Linked DNA regions of Mus musculus: all the other regions are linked to region 1. The links are chromatin loops, found by intact Hi-C in ENCODE. Cell type or tissue: heart. All regions are shown on one strand. Links, peaks and the distances in the headings refer to the core of each region. The heading gives the core; the rest is flanking DNA.

Region 1 (7,475 bases), core at 1,162-5,161:
GAAGACCCCCTGCTACAGGGAGGATTCAGAACTGCATCACAGGGAAGGAGCGGTTAATAAAGGTTCCCGTAAAACAGACTGTTGAGAAGGATCCAGCATGGATTCAGAACTCTTCAGCTGGGGAATGGTGGTAATGAAGTGTTCCTGCAAAACAGACTGCTGAGAAGGATCTGACTGCGTGGATTCAGAACTCTTCAGCTGAGGAACGGTGGTACCGGGTAAAGAAAATCTACTTTGGGTTCGTGAAAGATCAAGATGAATCCAAAGATGATTCTGCTCCTGATGATTGAGACCGGGATAAGTATACCTTTGTGGGCCATAAGTTCGCCCTAGGTCATTTAGCAGTTACTGTCACACAGTACTGCGGTATCCAGAGACGGGCAACTTTCCTCATGCACAGACCAACCTAAGACACGGGGCCCAGTGGCGATAGGGTTACCCTATGACGGGAAAGGCTGTGACATTAGAGGAACGACCTAAAACAGGAGCCATGGCGGATGGACATAATTGCACAGGCCTAGACCAGTCTCATTTTATTAAAACAAAAAGGAGGAGATGTGGGAAGCCGTTGCAGAGTGGCAGTTGGCTACTGCTGGCCACCACACATACATAGGCAGTGAAGGTTCTTTTGCCAAGACAAGTTAACCAATCAGATGTGAGACACGTCTCTCCTAGGCCTATGTAAGCAGCACCAGTTCTGGGCTCAGGGTCTTTTTGCCTCTATAATCAAGCTCTTCCAATAAACGTGTGCAGAAGGATCCTGTTGCAGCGTCGTTCTTCCTGGCCAGTCGAGCGCGCGCAAGAGGTTAGATCCCTCCAGGAGAAACTGAAAATTTACACAAACTTTAAAATATATGGATAGAGTTTGATACATTTCTCAACATGTATACCCTACAGGCCATAGACTGAAGATCTGAGATATCGAGTTAGTTTGATATGTCAGTTGGTTGGGGCATTGTATGCCATTCTTAAAAATATTTTTGGAGTACCACTGAACATTATGAGTGTTTTATGAATTCTTTTGGTGTTCAAGTGCCCTGTGCTTCTGCCATTGACTTTTTCCTTTTTGCAGATATTATCCCCCACATTAACTGGCTCTTTTATTGTGCTTATCATGCCCTTGAATGTTGAAGAATCCTCACTCGGCCATTCATCTCATCTGGAGCTTTCTATTTAATCATGTGTGTTATGTGACTGTATGTGTGTGGGTATGCGCACATATGTACATATATGTGAACAAGTATATTTGTGCGTGAGGAATCCAAAAAGGAACATAGAAACCTTGAGCTGGAGTTACAGGCAGTTGTGACCCATCCAATGCTGGTGCTGAAATTGAACTTGGGTCTTTTGCAGGAGCAGTCCATTCTTAACCAATGACCCATCTCTCCAACCTCCTCATGTCGGCGCTTACTGGTAATTTTTTAAAGGTGTGTGTGCCTGTTCATGTAGGTCCTGGATTTCTGGCCCATCTACATCATTAGGATGTGTTTGAAAGTTAACTGTAGTCATTAACATCTGCACTTTTTCTCTAAAAGTTTCCTAGTAATGTCTTTTGTGGGTTCCTTTTACAGACTTAATGAAAGACACTCAATGTCTCAGCTGCAGGCAAATGTTCTCATTGTAGCTTTTTGAAACATGGGGTAGGTGACTGCACGTAGAAGTCATGGGAGTGACTGTGGGCATAGAAGACACAGATGTGGTCTCAGGAGTATTCTTCATCTCTTCCTGTGCTATCCCTGCTCAATAGCCAGCAACAATAAAGAGGAGTTCCAATAAGCTAACGAATCGTCATTTTTACAGCACCCCTTTTCTTCACGTGTGGTAAAGAATGGAGCTCACAACATACACTGGTAACTGAGGCATGGAACCCACCTCCCACCCTCCTCCCCCACCCCCCAGATCAGTTCACTCTGTGACACAGGAAGCCACTACAGGGGCTTGTTTGGTACCTTGAGACTGTGCTTTCACATGAAAGGAAGGATAACTCATGATCCCCCAATGCTATGTGTGATCTCATAGGTGCAAGTTTTTGTGATCTGGAACAATGGTGAGTCTGGGTGGTTCTGAGGTTGTGGGCCTACACTCTCTTGGCCTTGAGGCATCTCCTCGCTTTATCCTTAGAGGCAGATTCTGTTGGCTAACTGAATACAATATCCTCTGTCCAGCCTGCAACTAGGGCAGACTTTAAATTATGGTCTTCTCCTTCATCTAGTCTTTGAGAAAGTCTGCACTGATTGTCCATCCAGTTTTAGGAGAATCACCAGAGAAGGTTTATACAAAAGGTGGTAAAATACATGTTGCAAAGTCACCTGACCCTTGTATTTATTACAGTACTAGTCACAATAGCTAAAATGTGGAGACAGTACATTGGTCAAAGAATGTATAAACAAAATTTATACACACATATTTGTAGACATATATGTGTGTGCATATAATAGAATATTGAGTGCCTTGGGAAAAAGGGAACACTGTTAATTTGCTACAGAATTAATGGACCTGTAGAAGGGAATGCTAAACTTTTAAAAGTGGATAAAGAAAAGGTTTTGCAGGGTCTCTCAGTTATATATATGATACCAAGGATAAAATACACAGAGATAGAGAACGGGTTGGTAGGAAGTGGAGTCAAAGGTTATAAAGTAGCAGATATGTAGGAAGACCAAGCCTAGAGAGCTGATGTTCAACATGAGCTCAGGTGTTACTAAATAGGCATTTTGTTTAAGTAGATTTTAGCTATTTGTTACACAAAGTAACTGTATGAGATAATAGTCATGATAACCTAGCTCTCTATACAACCATATATATCTACCCAGCACACACTCCCCAAGTACCATGAGAAAATGAGGCCCCATAGCCACTAGATGGCACCATAGCAGTCCTTGTGCCTCAGATGAAATGGACTTCAAACAGGAACTGTCATAGTTGGGGGTTACATGGGGATGTTGGTGGGCTGAGGGTGGTAACAAAATATATTTCTACTAAGGGACTGTTGTTCAGCTACACTGCAGATGACAGGAACTGGTGGACGCAGCTGTAGCAGGCACAGAACCAACAATGAATGTCACATGCCTCTTACAGCAGCTTTACCTGGGCAGCTGCCTTCTGCAGAGTGGATTTTTCCCTAGCCCTATCCCAACCTTTTTCAGTTGCCACTGGCTTCATAATTCAGGTCAGATTGCAGTATCCTCTGAGGCTTGGGAAGCAGAAGCCAGAATGGGCTCAGGAGACAACAGCTTATACTCCAGTGAAGAGCAAGCCTGGGGAATGATGTGTGGGGTAGGGTGGAAGGAAGATCAGGGTGGATTTTCTTCACTAACACATTGAGAAGAGCGTTGCTGAAGGTATGCTTGCATCTTGGAAGAGTGCTGTGCCAGCTCTAAGCCAGGAATGATAGGGACACACACCTTTAGTGATCTGGGCTCTCTTATTTCCACAGGGATGATGGCAACCCCACATCGCAGATACTCAGTGCTATACCTTAGCTCTCAAGGGAACGAGACTAACCACAAACAATAGGAACTTGCCAAGTCCCATTGCTTTGAAACATTAGGATCTTGTTGGGATGAATTTATCATGTACACAGATGAATGAAAAAGATTGGCATCTTGGTTCCAGGACTCCGAAGAAAGTAGTCTGCACAGGTGAGAGTGTGGACTACAGAAGCTAACAGCTTCTGGGACAGGCAAGAGCCACAGAGCTTCTGAGGCAGCGCCATTTTCGGCTCCAGACATCCGGCCACCTTCCCAGCCAGAGGACAGGTGTCCGCCTGGCCCGGGAGCCATCTTGGTTCCGCCCACTCCATGGCACCCCAACATACCCGAAAGCTAGACCCAGATTTAAAAGCATATCTCATGATGATGGTAGAGGACATCAAGAAGGACTTAAATAACTCACTTAAAGAAATACAGGAGAACACTGTTAAACAGGTAGAAGACATTAAAGATGAAGCACAAAAATCCCTTAAAGACTTGCAGGAAAACACAACCAAACAGGTGATGGAATTGAATAAAACCATCCAAGACCTAAAAATGGAAGTAGACACAATAAAGAAAACCCAAAGTGAGGCAACACTGGAGATAGAAACCCTAGGAAAGAAATCTGGAACCATAGATGTGAGCATCAGCAACAGAATACAAGAGATGGAAGAGAGAATCTCAGGTGCAGAAGATTCCATAGAGAACATCAGCACAACAATCAAAGAAAATGCAAAATGCAAAAAGATCCTAACTCAAAACATCCAGGAAATCAAGGACACAATGAGAAGACCAAAACTACACATAATAGGAGTAGATGAGAATGACGATTTTCAACTCAAAGGGCCGGCTAATATCTTCAACAAAATAATAGAAGAAAACTTCCCAAATCTAAAGGAAGAGATGCCCATGAACATATAAGAAGCCTACAGAACTCCAAATAGACTGGACCAGAAAAGAAATTCCTCCTGACACATAATAATCAGAACAACAAATGCATTAAATAAAGATAGAATACTAAAAGCAGTAAGGGAAAAAGGTTAAGTAACATATAAAGGCAAGCTTATCAGAATTACACCAGATTTTTCACCAGAGACTATGAAAGCCAGAAGAGCCTGGGCAGATGTTATACAGACACTAAGAGAACACAAATTCCAGCCCGGGCTACTATACCCAGTCAAACTCTCAATTACCATAGATGGAGAAACCAAAGTATTCCATGACAAAACTAAATTCACCCATTATCTCTCCACGAATCCAGCCCTTCAAAGGATAATAACAGAAAAAAAACCAATACAAGGATGGGAACCACGCCCTAGAAAAATCAAGAAGGTAATCCCTCAACAAAACTAAAAGAAGACAGCCACAAGAACAAATGCCAACTTTAACAACAAAAATAACAGGAAGCAACAATTACTTTTCCTTAATATCTCTTAATGTCAATGGACTCAACTCCCCAATAAAAAGACAGACTAACAAACTGGCTACACAAACAGGACCCAACATTTTGCTGCTTACAGGAAACTCATCTCAGAGAAAAAGATAGACACTACCTCAGAATGAAAGGCTGGAAAACAATTTTCCAAGCAAATGGTCTGAGGAAACAAGCTGGAGTAGCCATTCTAATATCGAATAAAATCGACTTCCAACCCAAAGTCATCAAAAAAGACAAGGAGGGGCACTTCATACTCATCAAAGGTAAAATCCTCCAAGAGGAACTCTCAATGCTGAATATCTATGCTCCAAATACAAGGGCAGCCACATTCATTAAAGAAACTTTAGTAAAGCTCAAAGCACACATTGCACCTCACACAATAATAGTGGGAGATTTCAACACACCACTTTCATCAATTGACAGATCGTGGAAACAGAAACTAAACAGGGACACAGTGAAACTAACAGAAGTTATGAAACAAATGGATCTGACAGATATCTACAGAACATTTTAACCTAAAACAAAAGGATATACCTTCTTCTCAGCACCTCATGGGACCTTCTCTAAAACTGACCACATAATTGGTCACAAAACAAGCCTCAACAGATACAAAAATATTGAAATTGTCCCATGCATCCTATCAGATCACCATGGACTAAGGCAGATCTTCAGTAACAACATAAATAATAGAAAGCCAACATTCACCTGGAAACTGAACAACACTCTTCTCAATGATACCTTGGTCAAGGAAGGAATAAAGAAAGACATTAAGGACTTTTTGGAGTTTAATGAAAATGAAGCCACAACATACCCAAACTTATGGGACACAATGAAAGCATTTCTAAGAGGAAAACTCATAGCTCTGAGTGCCTCCAAAAAGAAACTAGAGAGAGCACACACTAGGAGCTTGACAACACACCTAAAAGCTCTAGAACAAAAGGAAGAAAATTCACCCAAGAGGAGTAGACGGCAGGAAATAATCAAACTCAGGGGCAAAATCAACCAAGTGGAAACAAGAAGAACTATTCAAAGAATCAACCAATCGAGTAGCTGGTTCTTTGAGAAAATCAACAAGATAGATAAATCCTTAGCCAGACTCACTAGAGGGCACAGGGACAGCATCCTAATAAACAACATCAGAAATGAAAGGGGAGACATAACAACAGATCCTGAAGAAATCCAAAACACCATCAGATCCTTCTACAAAAGGCTATACTCAACAAAACTGGAAAACCTGGACGAAATGGACAAATTTCTAGACAGATACCAGGTACCAAAGTTAAATCAGGATCAAGTTAATGATCTCAACAGTCGTATATCCCCTAAAGAAATAGAAGCAGTCATTAATAGTCTCCCAACCAAAAAAAAGCCCAGGACCAGATGGGTTTAGTGCAGAGTTCTATCAGACCTTCAAAGAAGATCTAATTCCAGTTCTGCACAAACTATTCCACAAAATAGAAGCAGAAGTTACTCTACCCAATTCATTCTATGAAGCCACAATTACTCTGATACCTAAACCAAAAAAAGATCCAACAAAGATAGAGAACTTCAGACCAATTTCCCTTATGAATATCGATGCAAAAGTACTCAATAAAATTCTCGCCAAGGAATCCAAGAACACATTAAAAAAATCATCCATCCTGACCAAGTAGGTTTCTTCCCAGGGATGCAGGGATGGTTCAATATACGGAAATCCATCAACGTAATCCAGTATATATACAAACTCAAAGACAAAAACCACATGATCATCTCATTAGATGCTGAGAAAGCATTTGACAAAATCCAACACCCATTCATGATAAAAGTCTTGGAAAGATCAGGAATTCAAGGCCCATACCTAAACATGATAAAAGCAATCTACAGCAAACCAGTAGCCAACATCAGAGTAAATGGTGAGAAGCTCGAAGCAATCCCACTAAAATCAGGGACTAGACAAGGCTGCCCACTCTCCCTACCTATTCAACATTGTACTTGAAGTCCTAGCCAGAGCAATTCGACAACAAAAGGAGACCAAGGGGATAAAAATTGGAAAGGAAGAAGTCAAAATATCACTTTTTGCAGATGATATGATAGTATATACAAGTGACCCTAAAAATTCCACCAGAGAACTCCTAAGCCTGATAAAAAGCTTCAATGAAGTGGCTGGATATAAAAATAAGTCAATGAGCTTTCTGTACACAAAGGATAAACAGGCTGTGAAAGAAATTAGGGAAGCAACACCCTTCTTAATAGTCACAAATAATATAAAATACCTTGGCGTGACTCTAACTAAGGAAGTGAAATATCTGTATGAAAAGAACTTCAAGTCTCTGAAGAAAGAAATTAAAGAAGATCTCAGAAGACGGAAAAATATCCCATGCTCATGGATTGGCAGGATCAACATTGTAAAAATGGCTATCTCCAGATTCAATGCAATCCCCATCAAAATTCCAACTCAATTCTTCAATGAATTAGAAAGAGCAATATGCAAATTCATCTGGAATAACAAAAAACCTAGGATAGCAAAAACTCTTCTCAAGGATAAAAGAACCTCTGGTGGAATCACCATGCCTGACCTAAAGCTGTACTAC
Region 2 (7,475 bases), core at 1,315-5,314, 140 kb before region 1:
AAAAGTCAGGGCCCATTGTCCAGTTCCTTACCAGAAGGTTGGATTTTTCAAGTTAGACTGGGCCTTCGCCCCACTTTCCCATCAAAAATCCAAACAAAACAAATGTAACGGTCAAATCCCTGATGTTTGCATATGTATCTGGCAAGGAAAGTATTGAAGGAGAGGAAAAGAATAATTTGATATTTTAGGAACTATTCTAACACTTCATGGAGATTGTGTCTAAGGCTAGGGACAAATGCCTGTTTTCTTGAGTTGGAGATTTAAGGGTTAAGTGGAGGTCTGGGACATAGGCAGACTGAGGGACACGAGGTCCTGGGGTATAATCAATAAACTTGTCAGAGGCAAGGGAGGGCCCATGGATGGTATGGAGCAGGTTATGTGGAGTCTGTGGAATGGAGCTGGGTAGAGTGTGGAAGATGCCCTGTAGATACTGGGCCTAATCCCTAAGAGGGGGCAGCTCAGAGACTATAGAATGTGGACCAGGATAGGAAACCCTTAAGGAATAGTGAAGGGGCTGGAGGGGTGACAGCTGGTGACTTGCTGCTCTCAAAGAGGAACAGAGTTCTCCTCCTGGCACCTGTGTTGGCATCCACATTGGGTGGCTCACGTTGGCTTATAATGCCAGGGGCCTGACTCCCTCTTCTGGTCTTCTCTGGCACTGACACACAAATGCATGTACCTGTGTGTGTACAGTGTTTGAGTGTGTCCACAGATACACACACACACATAGATAGAAATAAGATAAATCTTAAAAAAAATAGGCACCCTGATGCGCCCAAGGGCCAAGCACATAAGGAAGAGAGAGAGTTTGTTGGAATCCTGAGGAGCCCTGGCTGTGGGTGAGGATGTAAGAGAGGGCTGCCCACTCGCCAAAGCTTCACTCTGGTGGAGGAAGGAGGCCCTGCCGTCTTTGGGCTGTGTGGGGACCCAGAAGAATAAAGAACCCGATTTCACTTTCTCTCATCTTCACGCAACAGTAAGAATTCACTGGATTCATAAGCCTGGGAAGTTCAGCTCCATGGGCTGAACACACCTCCCACTCGCAGCAAGCCCTTATCCCACGTAGGCATAGAAGTCGGATGTGTTTGATAAGGTCTAATATTAGTCTGAGCAAACTTTTAGAAAACCACAGAGGCGGGAGTGACTAATAGCCTCAGGCAGGTGACTGCCGAGTAGTGCCCTTAACGAGAAGGATTTGTCATGCAAGGAAGGGAATTCCTGACACACAACTTGAAATGTGTAGGAACAGCAAAAAGCAAAAAAAAACGCTCCGGAGCTGCAGAGAAGGCTCAGGGTTTAAGAGGGTGTACTGTTCTTGCTGAGGACTGGTCTTCAATTCCTCGTGTCAGACAGCTCACAACCTCCTAAAACTCAAGTTCCGGTGCCTCTGGCCTCAGGGTCACCATCTCTCACGTGACTGTACACCCACAAAGACCCCCTCCCCAGTGTATGTGTGCAATTAAACCAAATAACAAAACTTTAAAAATGTGACAAAGAGTGGCCAGAGCAGAGGACGCAGGAGGAAGAGAAGCTGGAGAGGGGTTTAGCTTGCATCAAACAACATACCTCCAAGTAAGGAGCACGTCGGTTGTGCAGACAAGGAACCAGAGGGGGTCCTAACGTGGCAGTAGAGGGATGGCTTTTCCAATTCACTAGCAGGAAGCAATGTTTGCACAAGTACCATCCAGGACCTGGGATGGGATCCACCTCTCACCTCCCCATCCTCACTTCTACCACATACCCCACCTCTTACCCCCCCTCCTCACCTCTACCACACCTCCACCTCTCACCTCCCCATCCTCACTTCTACCACATACCCCACCTCTCTCTTCTCCCTCCTCACCTCTACCACACCCCCACCTCTCACCTCCCCATCCTCACCTCTACCACACCCCCCACCTCTCACCTCCCCATCCTCACCTCTACCACACCCCCCACCTCTCACCTCCCCATCCTCACCTCTACCACACCCCCCACCTCTCACCTCCCCTTCCTCACCTCTACCACACCCCCCACCTCTCACCTCCCCATCCTCACCTCTACCACACCCCCCACCTCTCACCTCCCCATCCTCACCTCTACCACACCCCCCACCTCTCACCTCCCCATCCTCACCTCTACCACACCCCACCTCTCACCTCCCCTTCCTCACCTCCTCTCTGCACAAACCTGTTGTCATCTAAAGCTCATCACAGCTCTGACTTGGCATCAAGCTGTCAAGGCTCACTGAGCTGAATGTGTCTCTGGTTCTAGGATGAGGTGGATCAAGAGCACCCAGGAAGCCTGTTTACTAGTCACTTTCAGGTACTATAGGAAAATGAGGGAGGCTGTGAACTTTATAAATGGGGGAGCTGTAAGTCAGGGAGCAGGGCAGTGTTGTATGTTGAGCTTCTGGCTGACACTCCTGGGTGAGTTAGCTCCATTACAGTTGTGACTTTGAGACAGAGAGATGTATTGATTAGACAGCACCTAGGGCCGAGGCTCGTCTTGCCTGTTCATAATGACCTCACACTAGACCAAATGAGGGGTTTGTGAAAGCAGCTGAAGACACAGCATCAGTGATCCAAGTGCACTCTCTCAAGGTCTCGGCGCCCGCCCGTTACCTTACTAGACTCGCAACACAGGAGGTGCCACACCTAAGCTGTATCTAAATCATAGCGTCCTTCCTCCAACTTTGGCCCCATCCTCAAACAGGACAACAGGAGAACCGGATGGACCCTGCCGAGGCAGGTGGGACTTGGGAGCTGATAATCCTAGAAACAGCATGCAGCTCCAGAGATTTTCAGTCTTCCTGGTGTTCTTTTCCAAACGTTGTGGCTATTCCCCCCAGGCCTGATAGCTGAAGAACACTAAAAATAGGCCAGCTCATTTCAATTTAATTAGCCATTCCTCTGAGATCGCCAGATGGAACGAAGCAAAGACAGATGCGCTGGGGGCATCAGAAGTGGGAGTCGGTTCTAAATGTGGTTTTTGTGAGCCCAGACAAAGGCACGCTGCAGCCTGCGGGGACCACAGTCTGGCTGTTGCTCCTAGGTGCTGGCCAGGCACTGGGGAGAGCTGGTGGGTGAGGAGGGTTGGTAGGGGGTCTGCGGCTGGGGCAGGGGCAGAGAAGAGGCTCCAGGCCTCGGGAAAGCAGGCTACTTCCTCCTCAGGCTCGAATGTGTGGTCCCTGTGGAGGCACCTGCTTGTCTAGCTCCCGTCTTAGGGGTCTGTGGACAGGAAACATCCCACAGCAAGAAAGGGTTGGGATTGCCGCCAAGTGAGGTGAGGACTCTATTTCTGGAGCCCTTAAGAGTGGGAGAAACTGCCAGTTCCCCGGGGTCAGATATTTTCCTTATCTGAAAACAGGGTGACGTGCACAAAGTAAAATCAGGCAGCTCTTGGACAAAAGGGGTGGTGGTGGTGGTGGTGTTAAAAGGCCCTTAGAGGGCTGGTGAGATGGCTCAGTGGGTAAGAGCACCCGACTGCTCTTCCGAAGGTCCAGAGTTCAAATCCCAGCAACCACATGGTGGCTCACAACCATCTGTAACAAGATCTGATGTCCTCTTCTGGAGTGTCTGAAGACAGCTGCAGTGTACTTACATATAATAAATAAATAAATCTTTAAAAAAAAAAAAAAAAAAAAAAAAAAAAAAGGCCCTTAGAACCCAGAATTTATGCCCTTAACCAGCGGCTTCATAGTGCATAAAAGACCAGCGGTGTGGAACAAGTGCTCCCCCTGGTGGTGCACATAGGGATAAGCTTACCAGACGCACTTCATTAGTTTATTCAGCCATTCTCTATGTGATACAGTTTGTTCCCAAAACTCCAAACAAACGAATATGAGCCTGATGTGTGAATTAAGGATCGATCTCAGCTCTTTCTAGTTTCCCCTCCCCCTTTCTTCCCTTCTTTTCCCCCTCCGCCCCTCATTGATGGTTAGTCCCAAGCCAAGGGCATTTTTCTCATTTTGCAGGCTCATGTGAGCTATGATTTCATTGACTCCAGGATGAAGGCTGTGTGTGTCACTTTTCCTTTTGGCTCTCCTCCAAGGAGAAGAAATGGCCTTTTGTAACACCTTCGTGCAGCTTAGCTGGAACCTGAAGAATTGCTAGATTCCATACCCATGCTCTGGGGAGGCTGGGAGGAAGGATATTAACCACTGACCGAGAGCTCTGCTTTTGGTCCTGATGCCAGGGAGTGGTCTTCTCTGCTCAAAGCCAGCATCTCTGGCATTCATGCCTGGTCCTGTACTCCATGCTCCTCCTGGGTGACAGCCTTCTTTCAACCCGATCACGCATTACTTTACCGGCTGTCCAAGGTTGGCTGTCAGGAAAGGACGAGGGACCTGGGATTGTGGCACATAAACTGTGAAGACACTCCAAGATGTCTGTGCCCACTTGCCATGGTTCTTACAACCACAGAGCCATCCTCATCCTGGAGGTTTGTCCTTAGACTTCTCACTAGATGGAATCCTGTATCTGCCAGATACTGGGTGCCATGGATGAGAAACAACCCTGTGGAACCAATTCATGTTCTCCTTTAGGTAGACACTCTGTGGCTGAGTTTCTTTTGTTTTTGAGCTTGCAGACCAAGGTCTAGCTATTGCTTTCAGGCACCAGAAATGGCAGAGAGTCCTCCCCTCTGCTCCTCTTCTTCCCCGTTTCCCTGCTCACTCCTCCTCCCCTCATCCTCCTGCCTCCTTTGTCTTCCCCCTTCCTTTTTCTTCCCTCCTCTCATTCTTCTCCCTCCCCTCCTTCCCACCCCTCTTCTCCTTCCCCACCCTCCCATACCTTCCTCCCCTCCTCCCCCTTTCCTCCTCCCCCTTCCTTCCCCCTCCCTCTTCATCTCCCCTTCTTTCCTCTCTCCCCTTTCTTAGTGTCCCCTCCCCCACCTTCCGTCCCATGCTCCCCCCCCCACTCCACTCCCCTCTCCAGTAGGCGTATGTTTGAAAGTAGAATTGCATAGTATATTACAAGTTTTAAAGCATTGACTTCAGGTTGTTGAGATGGCTTGTAGGTTAAGGCACTTGCTGCCAAACCTGACAACGTGAATTTGATCCCATCTATCCCATAGGATAGAAGGAGAGAATAGATCCCAGAAAGCTGTTTTCTAACTCCACATGTGTGCTGTGGCTCATGTATGTGCACCTGTGGCTTATGTATGTCCGTATTTGTATGCACACATACACACACACACAAGAAATAGATACAAATGTAATACAAATTTTAAAGTTAATTTTTGAGGTTACTTTCAACATTTTTTTCTTTTTTGCTATAGCAAAACATATAACATGAGCTTTATCGTTGTTTTACAGGGCACGAATCTGCCCTGAGTAGCACAGAGTTGTGCAGCTCTCAGGATGCCCTGTCTCTAGAAGTTTCATCTATTCTCCACAGAAACTGTACAAGGCCTGTCTTCAGCTTAAGTCTGTATGAGAAACTGCTGGAGTCACTCTGTAATTTCTTGGTGCCTTGAGCAGATAATTGGTGGCCACCACACCACACTCCAGGCTTCTCCAGATCCTAACAACAGGCAAGGCTGTGGCCTCTTCACTGTCCTGCAGTCACAACATCTGTAGGGGTCGATATCATCCCTTTCCACAGCAGAGCCACAGCTAATCTTTATACCCTAGCTCTGGGCCAGACAGAAATTTGCTACTCCATATAAAGGAGGGCATCTGTCTGTACAAATAGAGAGCTGTCCCCAGAAAAGAGACTCTGGCTGTCCTTGGTCATAAAGAGATGCCAAAGGGCATGCATTTGGAGCCAGAAAGATTTGGGTTCAAATGCTAATGTTGGCCCTTGCTAATCACTTGGCTTGTTTGGTTGTTTGGGTTAAGTCACAGATGGGGACACCTTATGGCACAGAGATTCTTTACTTTAGAGAAGGAAATTCAGTAGTACTAGGTCTTCCTTCCTCCCTTCCTCCATCCCTTCTTCCCTCCCTTCCTCTGAGAATACCAGAGACAGCTTGGTTTCCTTTCCTATTGGCTCCTTTTCTGGGGCATCAGTTCCTAAGAACTAAGAATGCTCCCCATTTTCTGAGCCATGACCTCATTTGTGTTGATTAAATATGAAAAAAAAAAAAGGTTTCTTTTCTGCTGGGTGGAGGTGTGGTTTGTTCATTGCTGTATTCTATTGAATTCCCCTGCCTCCTTCCCAGTCACTGGCATGACTATTTCTCTTACATTCTAAACGAAACCTCCCACATCTGTCTCCAGACTCATGAAAGGGGCAGAAGACATGATATTTAGATGTGCACCTGTCTTAGTCAGGGTTTCTATTCTTGCACAAACATCACGGCCAAGAAGCAGTTGGGGAGGAAAGGGTTTATTCGGCTTACACTTCCATACTGCTGTTCATCACCAAGGAATTCAGGACTGGAACTCAAGCAGGTCAGAAAGCAGGAGCTGATGCAGAAGCCATGGAGGGATGTTCTTTACTGGTTTGCTTCTCCTGGCTTGCTCAGCCTGCTCTCTTATAGAACCTAAGACTACCAGCCCAGAGATGGTCCCACCCACAGGGGCCTTTCCCCCTTGATCACTAATTGAGAAAATGCCTTACAGTTGGATCTCATGGAGGCATTTCCTCAACTGAAGCTCCTATCTCTGTGATAACTCCAGCTGTGTCAAGTTGACACACAAAACCAGCCAGTACAAGGGGTTAAAGGCGTGCACCCGGCTTTACTCAGGTTATTTATAAAACAAGATCAGGATGCCTGTAACCTTTTCAGAACTTCGAAGCAAGTGCTCCTGGGAAATTCTTTCCTCTCACATCCCTAATCAGTTGGCAATTCTCGCCGCTGCTTCCTTCTCAGCAGCACTCTGGCGTCCTGTCCTCCTTTCTATCTGCTTGCCAATTCTTTCCGTTTTCCTCCTTTAAATTATTACATTAACTTGATAATGAGACTTCTTGCTTCCACCTCCCAACACACAGCCCATTTTCCAGTCTGTTCCTGATACTCACTGTACTTGAGCTTTTCTTGATGGTGGATTCTTCCCTCCTCGGTAACCATTTCTGCAGACCAGGTACTTCCTTAGCAGTCACCTTCAGGTGCCTCGGGTGCCCCTGCTGGGTACTTAGGCAATAGCCGCTCCCTTGCAAAGGTCTTTCCCATTAGTACTTCCGGAACTACAGCTTGCCAAATTCCAGAGGAAAGTATGTGTAACGTCCAGGGGAAGGAATGTCATCTGGAGTCTTGTTCATGCTAATATCAAAATGGGCAAACTGGAAATGTTAGGGAGATTTGCTCCCTAGTAGATCAGTAGATGTGGTAACATTGCCTGAAAAACTGCGGAGAGAGCCAATGGGTGTTTCTGGGTTGGGAGGTTTGCTTGACTGAACTAGAGAGAGAGAGAGAGAGAGAGAGAAAGAGAGAGAGAGAGAGAGAGAGAGAAGACTTCTCTGTCTTTACCAATATGGAAAGTAACTTGTTTGTTTAAATAGTCAAGATTAGTCTTTTGTTAGTTGAGATTAAACCTAGAACTTTACATG
Region 3 (7,475 bases), core at 1,315-5,314, 270 kb before region 1:
CTGTCTAATCCAGTAGTTCTCAACCTGTGGGTCGTGACCCCCAAAGACCACTGGGAAAATGTAAGTGTTTACATTATGATCTATGACAGTAGCAAATTACGGTTATGACATAGCAACAAGGATAATTTTGTGTCTGGGGATCACCACAGCATGAAGAACTGTATGAAGGGGTCTCAGCATTAGGAGGGTTGAGACCCAGTGGGCTAATCTGATACAAAACCGCCTCACCGTCTGTCTCCTAAAAATGCTGCATTTGTTTTCAAAACCACTCAAGTCCTGGTATACAGGCATCCCACCTATGGCTTATTGTGTGCCTCTCCCACTAGAGAGCAAGCTTGATGACTGTGTGTCTCTGCCAGACCTCCAGTGCCTGAACAAGCACCTAATACGCAGTGGATCTTAGAGGAGTACCTGGCTTAAGAAATTAATAACCGCTCTGTGTCCCTGAGGACTGCAGAGGCTATCAGTGCCGATGGTCAGCTACCCCACCCCGGCTCTTCTCCGACTCTGAGCTCACAGTGAGGAGTTGCTGCCGGCTCTCCCTGTGTAGGATGGTCTGTGACCTGTGAATGGAAGCGACCAAGATTTTTAAGCTCCAGTGAGGATCAGCAGGGATTTCTCCATTTCCTCCTGGCACAGTGACTGGCCGTATTAGATATGGTGTCTGGGATCTGCAGGAGTCCTGAGAGACTCTTGCGAGTGCTTGTCGTCCTGTACATGGGGCATAAGTGAGAAAGAGGTCTCTGTTGTCTGATGCACTGAGATATGGGGCTGCATTTGCAACATCACTTATCCTGACTGACATAGTAATCCTATGTGTGACTACCAATATCCCCAGAGCTTCCGAAAACCTTCAGAGACTTTAAGCAGCTTCAAATGCTTCAGAGTCAGATAAAAGCAAAGCTTGCTTTCCCCCTTGGAAAATCAGGCTATGTCTGTCTTCTCCTTCTCTTTCTTGCTAGGGGCTGGGGTTGGGGGAGAGGTTAGGGGAGAGGTTGGGGGACAGTCTTGAAATAACTCACCCAACAGGGGAAATAACATGTTATCGGACCACCTCTGAAGCAGCCTTGACCATACTCCTTCCCCTTGGTCACAAATAAAAGCAACATGTCCTCTCTCCTGGAATGAGTCACAGCTGGGAAAAGTGACCCACCCCACACTGAGCCAAGATGATCTGCTAAGGAGCAAAGCAAAACAAGCAAAACAAAACCTCCCAGTAGATGTTCCAGCAGATGTGGTGAGACCTCGAAGCCTGGTGACCAAGGACAAAGTCAAAGATGCCGCTGGCCCGGCACCCATCACCCCAGGTGATGTCTCTCTACCTGAACTACAGGGGTTTGAGTGATTTGGTGATTTTTTTCCCCACTTCTTCCCTGGAGGAGGAGTGTGTGTGTGTGTGTGTGTGTGTGTGTGTGTGTGTGTGTGTATTGGAAGGAGAAGGAGATGTTCTATCATGGGACATGGGAGGGGACTGGATTGGAAAAGATTAAAGAGGTGAGTCCCATACCTATTGAGGTTGGGGGATAGTTACTCCCCCACCCTGAACTTTTTTTTTTGTCTCAGAGAGATGGATCTTAAGATAAAGTTGAGAAAGTTTTGGGTGGGTCACATGACATGGCATTATACTATCTCCATCCACATCATCTGTGTTCATCCCAGGAGCTCTGGCTCCATGTCATTTCCCCATCAGCTCTGGAAGCAGCCATCACTGCTCCATCAAATCAGAGCCACAGGAAAACCAAACCAGAGTGTCTTCTATGTAGCCCCATGCTGGGGATGCTGCACACCTAACTGTCCCAGCCAGCCTCAGTCTATGACAGTTGACACTGGTGTCCTCACAGGAGCCTTCTCAGCCAGGGAATCGAAGTCAGCCACAAACGACAGACCCTTGGAATGCTTGGGCGAGGGAAGGACAGAGATGATGGCTGTTGGCTATTATTCATAAATAGTGTCTCAGAACTGGCCTCCCAGGGCTGTGTGTTACCAGAATCCTGTTACTTACACACCAAACCATCACCCCACACTCAAGCTGGTCTCTGTCCCCGGTCGTACCCAAAAGATGGCACCCCTGAGAGGTACAAGTTTCCAACCTTGTGAAGATGAATAGACACAGGGTAGAAACAAAGCAAACTTTTACATGCAATACAGGTTTCTGCAAGAAGCCAGAGAGCTGCTTGCAGATACCCTAGAGAGGAGGAGGAAAAGAGTATAAAGCCAGGCTGCACTTCCCCCATCACACTTTGGGAGAAAGTGCCAAGGAAGAGTTCCTGCTGGGCTCTCTCAGTTACAAGGAACCCAGCTCTGGAACAGGCAGGTCCTTTCCCTCCACTCTGCTATGGCTCTAGAGCAATAGTTCTCACAGTGGACCATCAGCACAAATGCTACTATGGGAACATGCTAGAAATACAAGTCTAGCATCCTAGCCCAGACTTACTGACACAGGAACTTGCCAGCAAGCTGTGATTTTAAAAGCCCTCTAGGGTTGGCTGGCCTCCAAAGCTTGGAGCACGGATGTAAAGAGAGCAAGAGGAAGGGTGGAGGGGCAGAGTGGTGGCCTCTGTGCCCACCGCCTTATCATAACTTTATCAGTTTGGAGTCCTTCTTTCCACTCCCCAGAAACCAGTGAATAAAACGAGGCCCAGAGACCAGGAACTTTTCCTCTGCCACCCACTTGAAAGGAGCAGGATTCTGATTACCACCACTTGGGGGAGGGGTGCGGGGGTGGGGGTGGGGAGAGAGGCTGTGGAGCAGGGAAGGCTGGGGATTCCCTGGTCACTGGACTTTTAGCCATTGCCTAAATTTACCTTCGAGAGGAAAAGTGAAAGTGAGGATTCCCCAGCCAGACACTAGGGGGAGACCCATCACTAGCCGGGAAAGAACCCTGGAGATTAAAATGTAGGCGAATTTATAGACAATTCCAGGTCTGGTTTCAGAATCCCCACACATTCTATACATACATTATTGCTCCCAATACTCTAACCTGAGGGTTCTCATCCCTTTTATAAGGTAGCTTGTGTGCAGAGAGAACCTATGCATTTTAACCCCGCCTATATTAAACACCGGTACTGTGAAAGTGTATATGAATCATTGCTATCCAGTATTATTTAATAAGTAAGGAGAAAGAGTGTGTACATGTTCACTATAGACATGCCCCTCCCCCAATATTTCTACCAGTGGTTTGTTGAGACCCAAAATACAGAATTTTTGAATTTGGTGCAGTGACTCTATTCCCATAGTTGCTTGCTGGTGGCTGCCACTAAATCAATCAAACCTGTAATTTAAGGGGGGCAGGGGGAGGCGGGAATGTGAGCTAGGCCTAAGTCAGAACCGCAGAACTGGAAAGAGCAAAGGCGCCTGCAGCTACAAAACCAGCCTGTAGAGGGCCCAGGACCCTTGCTAGCCTACGACCGACCGACCGGGCACAGGTTCGAAAATCCACAGTCCCACCTGTTCTCTATCCCTTGAGACGGCACTGTGGACAGGCCCACTAGTTATTACCATTACATAATTTTCAAGACCCAGTGCAAAAAGAATAGGCCGGGTTAAGAATTAGGATTTTCAAGATGGTGGCGACATAACCTTAAGCCAGACAGGAACCTATGGCGCACCCCTTGGTGCTGGTAGGATGCGGACTTCTCCACCCTGCGCCCCTGCTCAGGTGGACCTTCCATACCAAAGGAGGTGTGTAAGGGATTGGCATTCATTTCCGCAGTGATTACTCCAGCAACTAAGGGGGGAGGGGCGTAATTCGGGAGGAAAGTTCCTGTCCACCCATGGGGCACAGAGAGGTCTCTCATGATCACCGGATCACCAAGGATCACCAGTCACTCTAATCCCAGTCTTCGGGGAGGGGCAGTCTATGTAGCAGAGGTGAGAAGGGAGAGAGCTGATGTAGCCAGCTTCCCACGGGCAGCTCGGAGAATCCGCGGGCCGCCTTACTGACAGCGGCGGGCTAGCTCCTGTCCCGGGGCCACACCAGGTTGCCAAAGCCCTGCCTTCCCACCTGCTCCCCGCCCCGCCGGTGTTAGGGCGCCCTGGGAGACGCCCAGAGGGGACGGGGCAGAGCTGAAGACAGGCGCAGGAGCCGGCGCCTACCGAGCTCGCGAAGCCTCTCGGGTGCTCGGACCTTCACCACCGCCTAGTCGCCGAGTCACTCCTAAATCCACGCGGCTCCGACCCGCAGTCACGCGTGTTGCCCTTCCGGCCTCTCGGTGGGCTCCGCCCCGCCCCGCCCCGCCCGCGGGCTGCGGGCCCTTTAAAAGCGCGCTCGACCGGAGCCGCCCCTTCTGTTGGCCAGGCTCGGTAGCTGCCGCCGCCTGCGGGCCTTGGCCATGGCTTCCCCGGCCATCGGGCAACGTCCCTACCCGCTGCTCCTAGATCCCGAGCCGCCGCGGTATCTGCAGAGTCTGGGTGGCACCGAGCCGCCACCTCCCGCCCGGCCGCGCCGCTGCATCCCCACGGCCCTGATCCCCGCGGCCGGGGCGTCAGAGGATCGCGGTGGCAGGAGGAGTGGCCGGAGGGACCCCGAACCCACGCCCCGAGACTGCCGACACGCTCGCCCTGTCCGGCCCGGTCTGCAGCCGAGACTGCGGCTGCGACCTGGGTCACACCGACCCCGCGACGTGAGGAGCATCTTCGAGCAGCCGCAGGATCCCCGCGTCTTGGCCGAGAGAGGCGAGGGGCACCGTTTCGTGGAACTGGCGCTGCGGGGCGGTCCGGGCTGGTGTGACCTGTGCGGACGAGAGGTGCTGCGGCAGGCGCTGCGCTGCGCTAGTGAGTGAGGGCGGGGAAGGTGCGCGAGGTGAAGGGCTCTGAGCCCGGGAGAGGAGGCCATTGCCTTTTGTGGCCAGTCCGAACTTTTAGGCAGGTTACCTTTGGAGACAGCTGCTGTCACTGCCTGGCATCCTTTAATGGCTGCCCACTGACCAGAGGTAGTTGTATGTGTACAGTTACGTATCCTCAGACGGGTTTGAGCCTTCTCCCCCGTGCGCGTAAACAAGCTTGTTTGTAGGTTGGGACTGATGGCTCTCCACAAGGTCATTGTGTCTTACGCACACCCTCTTCTTCCTTTAGTTGTGAGTTTTAAAAATGAGGTAGTGATATTGACAACGAAGTGAGTATTTGACACTTATTAGGGTTAATGGGGAGATGACTCGGTGGTCACCTCAGGTTCTCTCAGGCTCTTCCTCCTAGGGAGCTGTTGGCATGGGAAGCCTGGTTAGGCTTTGAATGGAAGCAGGCTGTGAGGCTGAAAGATGCCAAGGTCACCTGCACCTGAGGCCTCCTCAGCCCTCCACACCTGGCTCAACGCTCTATACTCTGCTCCAGTGTGTGACTGTGCCTCGTGGCCTCCTCTTCCTCCTCCTGTCCCCCTGCACCCGCCTTCCAGCCCTAAAATCACTAAGCTCCCCGCCAGTTCCTTCCTTCCACAAGGCATCCCCACTGGCCTGCTGGCTTCTCCCAATCTTACTGTAACACTGGGCACCAGTATAGAGAGTTTCTGAGCAAGTCTGCGCTCTTTTTAGGGCTTATCATTACCTCTCGCCAATGGTGAGTCTGTATCCCTGTATAAGTCTCCTCCCCACCAACCCAGGGATCTGCTGTTGCCAGAGGATACTCATACCCGTGTGTTTACGTAGCTCCTTTGAACATATGAAGCACGCAGTGCAATGACAGCTTCCGGCAATCATCTGTGGACATGGATTACAGTCACATCTTTTGGTAAAGGGCCATCCTCTGTTGCCTCCTTCAGACTGCAACACTGGACAGCAGCAGCTAGCACTACTACCCTCACTCTAGCCCATAACAGCTCCCCCTCAGCCGCTCCAGAATATGTGAAAGGAAAAAGGGGGACTATTCTTCCTACCATGAGCATCCCCCATACAGGTGCCTGTTAAGGAGAAGGCTGGGCATGTAGAGTCCTGTGCACGGGCTGCTGTTCCTTGTAAATGCTGCTGACCTGCAGACGAATCCAGTGCAACTTACCTCTGGGCCCGCTGCTAGCTTTATCTCCCTCCGTGTTCCTGAGTGCTTTGCAGTACCCACTAGCCCTGGACACAGAGGATGAGGCAGTGGATTCACTGTTATGGATCTACTAAGGCTCAAATTCCAGAAGCTGCACTGTCTGTGAGAATATGCTTGTTGCAATTCCCGCTTGTTTAGACTTTGAGGGACTGTCAGCTTTACTCTGAGTTTGTGATATTCTTCTGGTTAGCAATGATGCTGTGTTGGCAGGATTCTGTGGGTATCTGTGCAGTACTCCATGACGAAATGAGCATCCTCATACCACATGAGAGTTGTTTATTTCCCTTGCTCCGTCCCTAAATAGTTTCCAGCACTTGGGAAATAGTGTCCTCCCTGCCGTTTCCTTCCACAAGGCATCCCCACTGGCCTGCGACTTGCTGAGGTCCTTTCACTTTCTTGGGTTCCTGTGGCCCCTGAGTAGTCGATTTCCTACCAGCCAGAGATGCCTGAACACCAAAGAGGCAGCAGAACTGAAGTCAGGAAGGCCACAGAAAGGAATCTCTGTTTGTTTGGTTTTTTTTAATATTTAACTAACCGTGAGTGTTCGGCTGACCAAGAGAAAGTTGAGACAGTTTTGGTGTGCAGGACAGACTCACCAGACATCTGGTGCTAAGCTGAGGTCTGGCTCTCTGAGAGGGTTTATTTGTTTTATTTTCATTTTTGAAAAGCATGGGTCAGAAAAGGATGTTTTAAAAGGTAATCCTGGAGCTGGGAAGAGGGGGGCAACTCAGTTGGCAAAGCAAGCATGAGGACCTGAACTGGATCCTTAGAACCCACATTTAAAATAAATAAATAAATAAAAGCAGGCATGGTAGCACATGCTTGTAACCTCAGTGCTGGACGGTGAGTGGAGACCGGCAGAGTCCTGTCTGGCCCTCACTGGCCAACCCTAGCTACTCGTACACATAGACACAGGCACACACGCACACCTCAAACTAGAACCAAAGTCCCGGCTTTGAATCCGAAATGTCACTTAGTCTCTGTGTGACCCCATGAATCTCTGTGTTGCCCTCACTTGTCTTTAAGAAGCGTGGATAATGATCTTATCTACAGCATCGTGTTAATGTGGGGATTCAGTGTAGTAATCATATACGTGTACGTTGATTAGAAAAGTGCCTGGCAGGGTACACAATGAACGTCCAATTAGATATAAGTGTGACCATTGTCTCCTCCCATTTAAGACCATTAATGGCTACCTGGGGCTCACTCTGCCACATAGCATAAGCATGGGGTACGGTTTTCAAGCTTTGTTTGGTGGTGGAGTTGGAAGCAGGAAGCGGATAGTATATCTTGGGAGTTTAGGTATGAAGTGTCCTCTAGACATGGCATCCCTGCCTAGCGCCTCAGGTGGAAGCCAGCTGTGATGAAACCCACAGTCCCGTGTCCGAGACTCCTCTGCACCTGGCTTAGAGAGAGAAGCCTTTCCGAGCAGCACTTGCGACCGGCAGAGC

What was found. A loop is a pair of places that touch in the nucleus more often than their neighbours do. Peaks named below come from ENCODE experiments on the same cell type or tissue, not always from the same donor. Only the 100,000 strongest peaks of a DNase experiment are listed, where the experiment ranks them.
Region 2: it touches region 1 in a loop (2.4-fold over the local background); 2 of 42 quality-filtered maps call a loop at or near these places.
Region 3: a loop joins it to region 1, with 2.1 times the contacts of the local background. A loop is called at or near these places in 3 of 42 quality-filtered maps.

Annotation. Positions count from the first base shown.
Region 1 is chr1:130,975,046-130,982,520 of GRCm38, reverse strand. No RefSeq gene overlaps it. Among named protein-coding and RNA genes, the nearest start is that of Gm41952, 15 kb to the right of the region's middle. In heart, for the core only: a CTCF peak has its summit at 2,851 (motif pointing right); no DNase peak of the experiment used is centred there.
Region 2 is chr1:131,112,380-131,119,854 of GRCm38, reverse strand. It overlaps Gm51643 (a long non-coding RNA gene), which reads right to left and starts at 7,060. Exons shown (of 2, transcript XR_003947991.1): 1 at 6,948-7,060; 2 at 3,948-4,305. In heart, for the core only: a CTCF peak has its summit at 3,739 (motif pointing left); a DNase peak (open chromatin) is centred at 3,264; H3K27ac peaks cover 2,007 bases.
Region 3 is chr1:131,241,987-131,249,461 of GRCm38, reverse strand. It overlaps Rassf5 (Ras association (RalGDS/AF-6) domain family member 5), which reads left to right and starts at 4,284. Exons shown (of 6, transcript NM_018750.4): 1 at 4,284-4,773. The coding sequence starts at 4,332. Gm28913 (a long non-coding RNA gene) reads right to left here and starts at 4,372. Exons shown (of 3, transcript XR_878525.3): 1 at 4,096-4,372. In heart, for the core only: CTCF peaks have their summits at 2,840 (motif pointing right), 3,402 (motif pointing right) and 4,339; DNase peaks (open chromatin) are centred at 2,796, 3,419 and 4,171; H3K4me3 peaks cover 2,922 bases; H3K27ac peaks cover 2,343 bases; H3K27me3 peaks cover 212 bases.